Regions from separate parts of the Homo sapiens genome. Here regions 1 and 3 are each linked to region 2. Evidence: read pairs that join two places in POLR2A ChIA-PET (ENCODE). Cell type or tissue: PC-9. All regions are shown on one strand.

What was found. ChIA-PET counts read pairs that join two places held together with the same protein. Peaks named below come from ENCODE experiments on the same cell type or tissue, not always from the same donor. Only the 100,000 strongest peaks of a DNase experiment are listed, where the experiment ranks them.
Region 1: POLR2A ChIA-PET joins it to region 2 with 5 read pairs; 3 of 35 experiments call an interaction of 5 or more read pairs at or near these places.
Region 3: POLR2A ChIA-PET joins it to region 2 with 5 read pairs; 5 of 35 experiments call an interaction of 5 or more read pairs at or near these places.

The regions. Positions count from the first base shown.
Region 1 is chr17:15,970,127-15,974,126 of GRCh38, reverse strand. All of the region lies in intron 1 of ADORA2B (adenosine A2b receptor), which reads right to left. Among named protein-coding and RNA genes, the nearest start is that of ADORA2B, 27 kb to the right of the region's middle. In PC-9, no CTCF peak of the experiment used is centred here; DNase peaks (open chromatin) are centred at 1,486 and 2,056; H3K27ac peaks cover 3,232 bases.
Region 2 is chr17:15,656,196-15,660,195 of GRCh38, reverse strand. The region is part of intron 6 of TRIM16 (tripartite motif containing 16); the gene reads left to right. Among named protein-coding and RNA genes, the nearest start is that of TRIM16, 26 kb to the left of the region's middle. RefSeq lists an enhancer at 233-735. In PC-9, no CTCF peak of the experiment used is centred here; DNase peaks (open chromatin) are centred at 325, 695, 1,585 and 2,175; H3K4me3 peaks cover 1,273 bases; H3K27ac peaks cover 4,000 bases.
Region 3 is chr17:15,979,831-15,983,830 of GRCh38, reverse strand. It overlaps ZSWIM7 (zinc finger SWIM-type containing 7), which reads left to right. Exons shown (of 5, transcript NM_001042697.2): 4 at 2,687-2,791. Among named protein-coding and RNA genes, the nearest start is that of ZSWIM7, 18 kb to the left of the region's middle. RefSeq lists an enhancer at 1,039-1,728. In PC-9, no CTCF peak of the experiment used is centred here; DNase peaks (open chromatin) are centred at 1,450, 1,790 and 2,350; H3K4me3 peaks cover 313 bases; H3K27ac peaks cover 3,877 bases.

The sequences.
Region 1 (4,000 bases), 310 kb before region 2:
GAGCTATAACCAATCCAGCTGTTTCTGTTCCTCACTTCCATTTTCTGTACGTCACTTTTCCTTTTTCTGTCCATCACTTTCTTTTTTCTGTCCATAAATTATCTTCCACCACGTGACTGCACTGGAGTCTCTGAGCCTGCTTTGGCTCAGCAGGCTGCACAATTTGTGAATCATTCTTTGCTCAATTAAGCTCTTTTAAATTGAATTCAGCCGAAGTTTTTCTTTTAACAGTATCAACTGTGGTAAAATTGGCTTTGTTATACAGTGCATCATTTTGCTTCAAGTCACAGTTTCCAAAAACCGATCGACTTCCTATACTTCCTACCTACCTAGGTACCGCTCTTTGAGTCTAGGTCTTCTGTAAGGCATTGTTCTAGGTCAGTGGTCCCCAACCTTTCTGGCACCAGGGACCAGCTTCATGGAAGACAATGTTTCCACAGACCAGGGGCGGGGGGTGATGCATTAGATTCTCATAAGGAGCGCACAGCGTAGATCCCCTGCGTGCACAGTTCACAATAGGGTTAGCTCCTATGAGAATCGAATGCTGCTGATCTGACAGGATGCAGAGCTCAGGCAGTAATGCTCGCCTGCCTGCTCACCTTCTGCTGTGTGGCCCAGTTCCTAACAGGCCACGGACCAGTACTAGTCTGCAGCCCAGGGGTTGAGGAACCCTGTTCTAAGTGCTTGAGATACATCAGTGAACAGAACACACAGAGATCCCTACTAAATTTTAACAGACTCAGATCTAGCAGGGGTAAACATAATAATAAACAGTATGGAGATATATGTGGTATGAAACATGAAAAAGCAGAGTAAGAAAGATCAGGATGGGCAGGACTGTAGTTTTAAAGAGGCTGACATCATGGATAAGGTGACACTTGAACAAAGGCCTGAGGCAGTAAGCACTGGAGTCAGCACCACCTGTGGCTCCAGGCAAGGATCTTTCTGGCTTCCCACAAACACCACAAGACATTTGCCTAGGACTATGGGCAGAATCATTTCTGAATACCTCTGCAGACTGCTGGAGAACAAGAGTCTAGCAGTGCCCCTGTCTACTGAGAAATACTAGCAGCAGAGTTGATAAAAATTGGGAAATAGCAAATATTAAATTTTTTGGTCATCTTCAAGCCATTAGATCACAAGTTGGAGACCAGCCTGGGCAACATGGTGAAACTCCATCTCTACAAAAAAGTACAAAACTTAGCCGGGCACGGTGGTGTATATCTGTGGTTCCAGCTATTTCGGGAGAATGAAGTGGGAGAGTCAGGATCACTTGAGCCCAGGAGGTTGAGGCTGCAGTGAGCTGTGATTGCACCACTGCACTCCAGCCTGGGTGACAGAGCAAGACCTTATCTCAAAAAAACAAACAACAAAAAAATACTAGAAACCACTACTGGGGATACCAATACAAAGGGACAAGATCCTAGTCCTTAAGAGGTTTGACCAGTATCCAGTTGAGAGATACAACATGTATCAGATAAGCAGGCTCTATGACAAGTGAGTTATGGGGCAAGAGAATGGGAGCGGCCACCTCTGCCTAAGAGGTGACCAAGAAAGGAAGTGACCTTATAAGAGCAACAGATGCCATAATATCCCTTTTAGACATTTTGCTATACACTAGTCTATCCATGGTTTATAGCAAAGGTACACATTTTGTTATTAACAACTGGTCCATAATACATATGTAATGTATAAATGAACATAATCAATGTAATGTATTAAGTAAATGAAATAAAATCCTTCTGTAATCTCTGGAAGAGAAAACTGGGAAATAATTTGATTGACATTACCTGAAGACTTGCCCATGGGAAGTGTTTGTTTGCTTTACCTGCAGTGTAAGACGTATACTTCCCAGCATGGCCGCAGAACCCCCCAGCCTCGGCTCCACACGTCCAGTGCCTGCCATTCTTAACCAATGGCTCCCTCTGGCTCATGCTATTCTCAACATCAGACAAAGCATCTGTTGCTCTTAAAAGGTCACTTCCTTTCTTGCTCACCTCTTAGGTAGAGGTGGCCACTCCCATTCTCCTGCCCCATAACTCACTTGTCATAGAGCTGGCTTATCTGATACCTGTGGTATCCCTCAACTGGAATGTCAGCCTCTTAAGGACTAGGACCTTGTCCCTTTGTATTGGTATCCCGAAGACCTAGCACAGTTCCCAGCACATAGTATGTTCTTAATATGGCCATCACAGGCCAGGCATGGTGGCTCATGCCTATAATCCCAGTACTTCAGGAGGCCGAGGCAGGCGGATCACTTGAGGTCAGGCATTTGAGACCAGCCTGGCCAACACGGTGAAACCCCGTCTCTCCTAAAAATACGAAAATTAGCTAGGCATGGTGGTGGGCACCTGTAATCCCAGCTACTCAGGTGGCTGAGACAGGAGAATTGCCTGAACCTGGGAGGCAGAGGATGCAGTGAGCCGAGATCATTACACCATTGCACTCCAACCTGGGCGACAGAGTGAGATTCCATCTCAAAAAAAAAAAAAAAAAATGGCCATTACAAATACATTCATCATTTATTATCTGACTTTATTAGGCAGCTTTAAAGAAAGATTCTACTTACTAGGAATACTTGAGGTTGCAGCCTGAACAGGCAGAAGAACCAGTCGTTTGCTGAGGAAGTTAGCTGAGGTCTTGCCTCATAATTTACAATGATCTCTAATCTTTTCTACTCCCTCTTAGCAACAGGCAGCTCAATCATGGGCCCCTATACTACAGAAGACCTGCTGGGCTCAGTTTTTTCACTGAATTTGTCTTGGCCAGTGAATTCATCTGTTTCCCACCTCATTCAGGAATGTAAAGCCTTCCTTAAAAACAGTTGTTCTCTGCCATTGCCTCACTGGAGATGTGAATAACACAATTAGTCCCTGCAGCATAACAAGGAAGCCTCCCAAAGGCGGAGTCCTAAGAATCACAGAACTTCAGGTCCATGAGGCAGCCCATGCAGCAGCCTGCCCTTACTCCTCCTTTGTTCACAGGACTAAGCTGTATCGAGTACAGCGGGTAACAGGTCAGCTCTGGGGGATGAATTTATGTTTGGGATAAGGAAATTATGGCACTTCCATTCTCATGATTGGTCTAGTGGATACATGAAGTGGTTCTGGCCAGTGAGACATACAAGGACATCTGCTAGGGACCTCCAGGAAAGATTTTACTCCCTGATGAAGAGAGAGGGACCCATAAGGACAGCTCTGCCCCATGACCATCCTTTTCTGCTTTTGATGCTCTTGTGGAAGGGTGTGATGCCCTCAGCTGTAGCAGCCACACTGTGACCATAAGGGACAAGCCTGGAGACAAAGCTGATGGCAAAGCAGAAGACAATAGTAGAGCCTGGGTCCTTGATGACACCTTTGAACCACCTGACTAACCCTAGAACCATCACAGCTCCATATTCTGGTTTCAAAAGATAATTAAATGTTTCGATTGCTGATAACACTGTGAGGTACTCCGTTAACACAGCCAAACTGGAGAGGACTTTTATCTTTCTAGTCCAATCTCTCTTATTTCACAAATAAGAAAAGAAAACAAAGAAAAGAAGAACAAAGCTAATACACAAACCAAAGACCAGAAGCTAAATCAGTACTCACAGGCCTGTGTTCCTTGCACTATGTTATGCTGCCTCTTTTTTTTAAAGCGATTTTATATTTGCAGCACCCTGTACATAGAGGCTCATTCATAGGGGTGGCTTCCTACTAGAGTTCAGAACAACAACTGGAGTCCACCCCATCTGAACTTCTCATAGCTGCTGGATCCGACACATGTGCAAAACTGTCATGCCTTCTCTTGGATAAGGAAAAGCAGCTAATTAAATCAGTGGGGCAGCTGGTCACTGCCTTCTCTGTAAACCTCCATCACCACCACTCTTCCCTGTTGGTTCATTAGTTCATTCGAAGAGTTTTTCATTTGTACCACACATTCTGCTAGGCACTGGAAACACAATCACTGCCCTTGTGGAACATAAGCTAATGGGAAACACAGAAAATAAGTAAACATA
Region 2 (4,000 bases):
TGTGGTCCTTACTTATTGTTTAAAAAAAGAAAAAACAAACCTCTGAGTAAATATTGGGAAGGTGAAGGGTGGAGGGGATGGTTTTCTGAGATTCTTTCCAACACTGAAGGGCTATATCTCACTAGTAAAAACAAGAGGACCCTCACCCTCACCCTGTAACTTGTTGCTACCTGAAGGTGTCTGTTCGCTTACCTACCTGTGTGCTCCTGCCCAGCAAGCCCGGCCTGCCCTGCCCTGGCCATTGGCCTTGCTGAGCTGCTTCTCAGTGCCCTGGAGGCATTCACACCTGGCCTGAGATAAGTCTGCCCTTTTTGAAGGTGAGTGCGGCTCCCTGGAATGTGTGGTATCCCAGCAAATAGCAAGATTAGAGGTGCCCATTTTGACTGGGAGCTGGACAGCTGCCCAAGTTCTAGAAAACCAGCAGTGCTGAAACAACAATTGGCTCAGGGCCTCAGGGGAGCCGGCCTGGGAAACCATCTCCTGTCCCAGGGCAAGAGAACATTTGTTACAGATTTTTTAAAGATTTACTTCATTTATTATGTGTAGGTTGTTTTGACATTTTTAGGCATAAGCCATAAAGGTAACTAGAGTTAGATTTGTGTGATTATTTGGGTTTCATACCAATGTTAGAGTTATTACAGAGGTTGATATGGAGATTCAACAAAGCATAGTTCAAATGTGCTATGTGCCGCATAAAATGTCACGCCCTTGTGTCTGGAATTTACTGAGAGTCATTTGAGATGTGGTCAAATTCTTGAGCTCTCCATTTCCAGGGCATTGCAGACTCCCCCAAGTAGGTTTCTAGGTGGTCTAGCTGCTAATTCTGGCCCCGTAAGCTTGGGTGGTCTGAGAAGTGATCAAAGCGGTGCCCGTGCACCACAGCCACACCTCACTGGAAGACAAAAGAGAACCCTAGAACAGCCCAGGACTAGACCTTCGGAGACTTAGGGAAGAAATGACCGTGGTGCACCTCCTTAGCTGGCAGATGTCCGTCGCTAAGGGCATAGTTGAAGCTGACTTCGGTGTTTTCTTCATCCAGTAGTGGGGTCCTTCAGGCTGTGTGCCAGGTACTGAGCTGGCAATCTCGTCTCTGTACCAACTGGTGTGTCCTCCTGTCTTTGTGAAGGGAAGGTACACGCAGTGCCCTGGGACAGCCCCTCCTTCTTGCGGAGGAGCCGTCATTACAACAATCGTGTTCTGAGACTAGGAGCAACGGCCCTTAGTGTCTGTAATCTGCTGTTTGTCTCACCTTTATTTCGTTCCTTTGTTAGTGGTAATTAATTACCAAAGTGATCCAAGAGGCCATCTTCTTCTTTTAGGAGAAAGACAGGGCTGGAGACCAGTTTGCTGATAGTGACCCCAAACCAGAAAGTTCATTGGGCCTGCACCTCCAGGTAAGCCAGTAAAATTCTGGGCTGGTTTCTAGAGGAGTGATGCGACTTCCAGCTCAGTGGTTCTCAGACTTTGAGATTTTACGAGAAAAATTGCAAAGTGAATTTGGAGGACTGACTTAGATGTCACTCTTCCGGACATTCCCAATCCTACACTCATTACTATTATTTCAGAAAAGATAAGACCTTTAATTCCAGAAAAGGAGGAAGGACACAATCTCAATAAAGTACAGTCCCATAAATCAATCAAATTCAGGGTTACGATCAGTTTATGATATTATTTTTATTTTTCTCAGTCTGATGGGCTGATTTGTCTTGAAGTCTGGTGGACAAATATTACCTGTGTTTGTGAATCATAGCTCTGTGTGACTCAGCAGAGACACAAATGAGGAAAAAAATCCAGTGAGATTTTTGAAGAGACAAATGAAAGGCTGTTTTGGCTTAGCAAAAACGCTTGGATAGCTTCTTTAGCCAGAAACTGCTAGAGAGAGTCTTTGGGTTAAGAAAGCTCTTCTTACTTGAGTTAACCTAGAGTCCTGAGAATGATGGCCTTAAACCCCTAAACCAGGAGGGAACCTGTTGGCAGGCATTGCTTATATCCTTTCAGAGGACATAACTTTCAGAGTTTGTCCATTGGTGGGATTATTTGTCAAGACTCAACAGGATGAAAGATGAATACTTACCTACCTACTGCCAATTGCCTACCACATATCTTGGTAGCATTTGAGTCATCAGAATTCTGGGTGGGGATTCCTCCCTCAATTCTGGAAAGGAATCCTGAACCACACCTTGACCTCACATTCCTGGTGGTAGGTTTGGTTTAGGAAAAAAGAATATCTAGGTGAAGTTACATTTGTTTTGTGAAGGCAAGAGAGACACTTCATTTTATGCAAGAGATACTTCATTTTAGCCCCTGAATGCTTGGGGTTAAGAGGAAGCCAATGATGTCCAATCAACACCTGATGAACCTGAGGCATTTTTTCCACGGGGCATTTAAGCAAGCTGTAGGCATAGTCAGTAGGATTCTCAATTCTTAAGTTTGGAGGTTGGGATTTCTGTTGAATGCAGACTCCAGGTGTGAGGAAGGAAATTCAGATGCATGCTACGATATGAATGAACCTTGAAGACATTATGCCAAGTGAAATAAGCCAGTCACAAAAAGACAAACACTGTATGATTTCACTCCTATGAAGTGCCTAGAGTAGTCACAATTATAGACAGAAAGTAGAACGGTAGCTTCCAAAGGCTGGAGGGGGAGAGGGAATGAGGAGTTATTGGTTAATGGCTACAGTTTCAGTTTTGCAAGATGAAAAGAGTTGTGGAGATAGATGGTGGTGACAACTGCACAACAGTGTGAATGTACTTAAAGCCACTGAACTGTACACTTACCAATGGTTATAATGAGCCAGGCACAGTAGTGTGCACCTGTAATCCCAGCTACTTGGGAGGTGGAGATGGGAGGATCACTTGAGCCCAGGAGTTCAAGGCTGCCGTGAGCTGTGATCACACCACTACAATCTAGCCTGGGCAACAGAGGGAGACCCTGTCTCAAAGACAAACAAACAAACAACCCAGCCTGGGCAACATAACAAGATCCTGTCTTTTAATAAAAGCAGTTAAGATGGTAAATTTTATGTTATTTGTATTTTATGTGTATTTATCTGTATTTTATCACAATTAAAAATAAAAATAAATCCAGATGTGGGTGGTGACCATAGGGTAGGTGGCAAGCATTCAGAGGCTGGATGCAGTGGCTCACACTTGTAATCCCAGCAGTTTGGGAGGTTGTGAAGGGAGGATTGCATGAGCCCAGGAGTTTGAAACTCACCTGGGCAACATAGTGAGACCCCATCTCTACAAAAAATTTAAAAACTTACAAATTAGCCAAGTGTGGTGGAGCACTTGTAGTCCCAGCTACTTGGGAGGCTGAGGGCTGAGGTGGGAGGATCACTTGAGCCTGGGAGGTTGAGGCTGCAGTGAGCTGTGATTGCACCACTACGTTACAGCCTGGGCGACAAAGTTTTGAGACCCTGTTTCAAAAAACAAAAACCAAACCAACCAAATAAAAAACAAAGAAGGCATTCAGAGGTAGAACGTTCTGAGAATAACAGAGCTGGGGTAGAGGGGGAGGCTGGGAGCCAGAAGCGTTAAATCTTCTGTCACTAAGGGGAATGACTGGGAGGCTGTAGAAGACAGCCAGGAGGAGAGGAGGCGTGGTATTTTGGGGCACATAAGGGGAGCAGGGTTTGCAAAGGGGCTGGGGAGGGGCGATGGTCTAGATGTTGTGATGGGGGCTGAGGAGGACTCCCATCCACCTAGGCATAGGAAATGAGAGAAGGAGCTACACGGGTTGAGAGGTGGCAGGAGAAATTGTCTTTGGGGGACATTCAAGTTTTGGTTAAGACAAGGAGCAAAGCAGAATCCGAGGAGAGACAGAGTATCAAGATGCCCCAGGGCTCAGTGGGAGCAAAGTGGGGTGGTGACTGTAGAGCCTTTGAAGCAATAGGGAATTTGAGTTCAAAAGAATCATGTGACTTTCTAGCCTCAATATTTGGGTGCTGGGGGTTTGAGCATGGGCATTTGAGACTTGATGGGATGTGTCACTGTCC
Region 3 (4,000 bases), 320 kb before region 2:
TGGATCACCTCAGGTCAGGAGTTCAAGACCAGCCTGGCCAACATGGCAAAACCCCATCTCTACTAAAAATACAAAAGTTAGCCAGGCATGGTGGCACATGCCTGTAATCCCAGCTAATCAGGCGGCTGAGGCAGGAGAATGGCTTGAACCCAGGAGGTGGAGGTTGCAGTGAGCCAAGATTGCATCATTGCACTCCAGCCTGGGCAACAAAATGAAACTCTGTCTCAAAAAAAAGAATTATACATGTCACTGCTGGATGTTGTGGGTTTTTTCTTTAGGATTAAGTAGAAAACAATCTGCTTTAATGCTCTTCCTTCAGTGTAAGCTTCCACACATGCTGGGGAAATCTCTCCATTGATACTGAATGGTCTCGGTGATATGTTCATAACACATCAGAGCCTTGCAGTAGGTAATATGCAAGGTGTGCTTTTTCAACACCTAATTTGTAACTGGGTGGAAATCTTTTTTTTTTTTTTTTTTTTTTTTGAGACAGAGTCTTGCCCTGTCACCCAGGCTGGAGTACAGTGATGCAGTCTTGGCCCACTGCCACCTCTGTCTCCCGGGTTCAAGTGATTCTCCTGCCTCAGCCTCCTGAGTAGCTGGGATTACAGGCACCCGCCACCACACCTGGCTAATTTTTGTATTTTTAGTAGAGATGGGGTTTCACCATATTGACCAGGCTGGTCTTGAACTCCTGACCTCATGATCCACCCGCCTCAGCCTCCCAAAGTGCTGGGATTACAGACGTGAGCCACTATGCCCGGCCTGAACTGAAATCTTGAATGTGTTCAGTAGGCATCTTCTTACCCAATCATTGGCTATTTCTGGTAACCTAAAATCTCCCGAGGAATTCTGACTGCGTCAAAAAACCATACTGAGGCTGGGTGTGGTAGCTCATGCCTGTAATCCCAGTGCTTTGGGAGGCCAAGGTGGGAGGATCACTTAAGCCCAGCAGTTAAAGACCAGCCTGGACAACATAGCAAGACCCCATCTCTACAAAAAAAATTTTAAAATTAGCATAGGGTGGTGGCGCACACCAGTACTCCTACCTCCTCAGGAGACTGAAGTGGGAGGATCACTTTAGCCGAGGGATTCAAGACTGCAATGAGCTATGATCTGCCACTGTACTCCAGCCTGGATGACAGAACAACATCCTGTCTCCAAAAAACAAAAATTAAAAAAAAATGTTAATAAAAGCTGTACTGGGATAACTGCATTATATGAACCACTGAAAATGTGACAAAAGCACAGCAGTGGAACCTGCTGTTTGTTCTTGCAGTCAAACCATACCTGTAGCTTTATTCTCTGTGGGTAAGAAAGATTAAAGAATCCTAGGAGTGCTAACATTGTAATTCAAAAAAAATTTAAAAGTCCTTGCTTTTTCATTTAGATTGCCATCTGAGAGCCTAAAAGTGCTTTGAAGGCTGTGTGGCAAATTCCTAAGTGGCAGTTCATTATAAAATCACCCTCAGGACATTTCTGCTTCCCTCAGATACTAATAATAATCTTACGCCTCCAGGTGGGAAGTTAACTCTAGGAATGAAGACCTCAACAAAAAGTTTTTGGCTGCTTGGTGGTAGAGAGACTTAAACAAAGGATTTCTCCAGCAAATTTGTGCGATCATACTACAGATGTGTCTTGTTTCTCCTGTACCTCTCCTTTTTGTCCCTCTTGACCACCACCAAGACTGTTAGACTGTGCCTCTTATCAACCCACTATGTATCAGTGTCCTCCTTCCATCCTGCTAGATGAGTAGGCAGATCTGGGCCTGCCTCTTTTCCTGAGACCTCCATCCTGAACAGCTGAGTCATTCCTTTCGCAAGGGTCTTTGCTTTATTTATTCTCTCTGCTCTCAAATGCTTTTCAAAAGCCTCTTCCCAGTTTCTTCTTTTGTTCTTCTGTGACCTATCTTTATTTTAGAGATGGGATCTTTGTCACCCAGGCTGCAGTGCAGTGGTGCAGTCACAGCTCACTGCAGCCTTGACCTCCCAGGCTCAAGCAGTCCTCCCTTCTCAGCCTCCTGAGTAGCTGGGACTACTGGCATGTGCCACCATACCTGACTTTAAAAAAATTTTTTTTTCTATAGAAACGAGGTCTCACCATGTTGCCCATGCTGGTCTTGAACTCTGGGGGGGGTCAAGTGATCCTCCCACCTCGACCTCCCAAAGTGCTGGGATTACAGGCTTTGAGCCACCACACCCGGCCTGAGACTTATCTTACTCCTGCCCTGCTACTGACCCTTTGCCTGTTTTTACTCTCTCTTTAGGTATGTAGGAAGCTTTAGAAATTTATACACCTGCTGTGAAATACCAAAGGTTAAGAACCCCCACAATAAAATGTAGATGAGAGATTCCCCCCCCCCACTTCCTTCTTATTACAGTCAGCCCATAGAGTGGGCCCCATGAATCACTAGGCGTAGGAACAGAATGGTTTATGTGGTTGGTTGAACTAATCTGAAACTCTTCAGTTCCTTTATATGCTGTCCTAAAGGTGAGCACTGAGAGGTGAGGAAGGGAGAGTCTGTACACTGGAGGAAGAGAAGTTGTTTCCTCTTTTATGTAAAACATTACTGCAGTTCTTCTCGGTGCAATTTGCAGAGCAACTCTGAGTCTACATAAATAAAAAGGGAAAGAGGTGGTTTTTCCAGCACATCTGAGGTCTGATCCCATCTATCCTTTCTTTGTAGGTCCTTGGAAGTTCCAGTAAAACATACACATGTTTGGCTTCTTGTCATTACTGTTCATGTCCTGCATTTGCATTCTCAGTGCTACGGAAGAGTGACAGCATCCTGGTGAGGATGGGGAAGACTCTTCCCACTGTAGTTGAATGTAGAGAGAAATTGCCCTTACTTTGTGGTTTAACTATTCTACAAAATGGGAATCTTATTATATGTTGAAACAAATGGTAGTTTTTTGTCTTTGTCTTCAGTTAGTCACCTCTTAGGGGTTTAGCCTCTCAAAATGCAATGTCATTTTTAGAACTGCATCAATTTCCTGAATTTTTATGTAAAAGATCATGAGTGAAGCTTTGAGAAGGAAAAAAAGGGAATCCCAGAAGTGGGCACTGGGGAATTAGATGGCCCCATAAAAATATGAACTAAATTCGATGTTGACAACTTTGCATATCCTACTTTCAGCCATGTGGTATATCTTTGCACTACCTGTGAGACAGCCTGACACCACACTTGACCTTCACATGGGGCATGAGTACCTTCACCTATTCCTTTAAGCCTTTGCCAATTTCATCAGAGTCCAGACCATGAAGCAGAAACAGGACATACTCACACACACCTTATTCCAAAGGAAAAAACACTACCTTCCTGAAAGCAGGCAGCTGTTTTCTAAGTCTTGCGAAAGAAGAAAATAATGATGTCCACTCCATTCTTTCCCTTTCTTTTACACTGTTAACTTCTTAAACATCTTGGGACCTGGCTGGCAAGTTGGGTATAGCATTGTCCAAGAGGCCACATTCGTAACTGATGTGCCCTAAGTGTATCTCAACTGCAAGAGACAGGATTGAACCAAAACCCCTTCAAGATCTAAAGCTGTGTTCTCTGACATCAGATTCAACGCAATCATCTCCCCAGAGGTGTGTACAGGCCAATATATGCAAGAGTTTTGCCACTACTCCCCGCCCCCCAACCCCAGAAGTATAACACAGTAGTTAAGAGAGTAGCCTAGACCAGCCGCCTCGTCCGGGAGGTGAGGGGCGCCTCTGCCCGGCCGCCCCTACTGGGAAGTGAGGAGCCCCTCTGCCCGGCCAGCCGCCCCGTCCGGGAGGGAGGTGGGGGGGTCAGCCCCCCGCCCGGCCAGCCGCCTCGTCCGGGAGATGAGGGGCACCTCTGCCCGGCTGCCCCTACTGGGAAGTGAGGAGCCCCTCTGCCCGGCCAGCCGCCCCGTCCGGGAGGGAGGTGGGGGGTTCAGCCCCCCGTCCGGGAGGGAGGTGGGGGGGTCAGCCCCCCGCCCGGCCAGCCGCCCCGTCCGGGAGGGAGGTGGGGGGG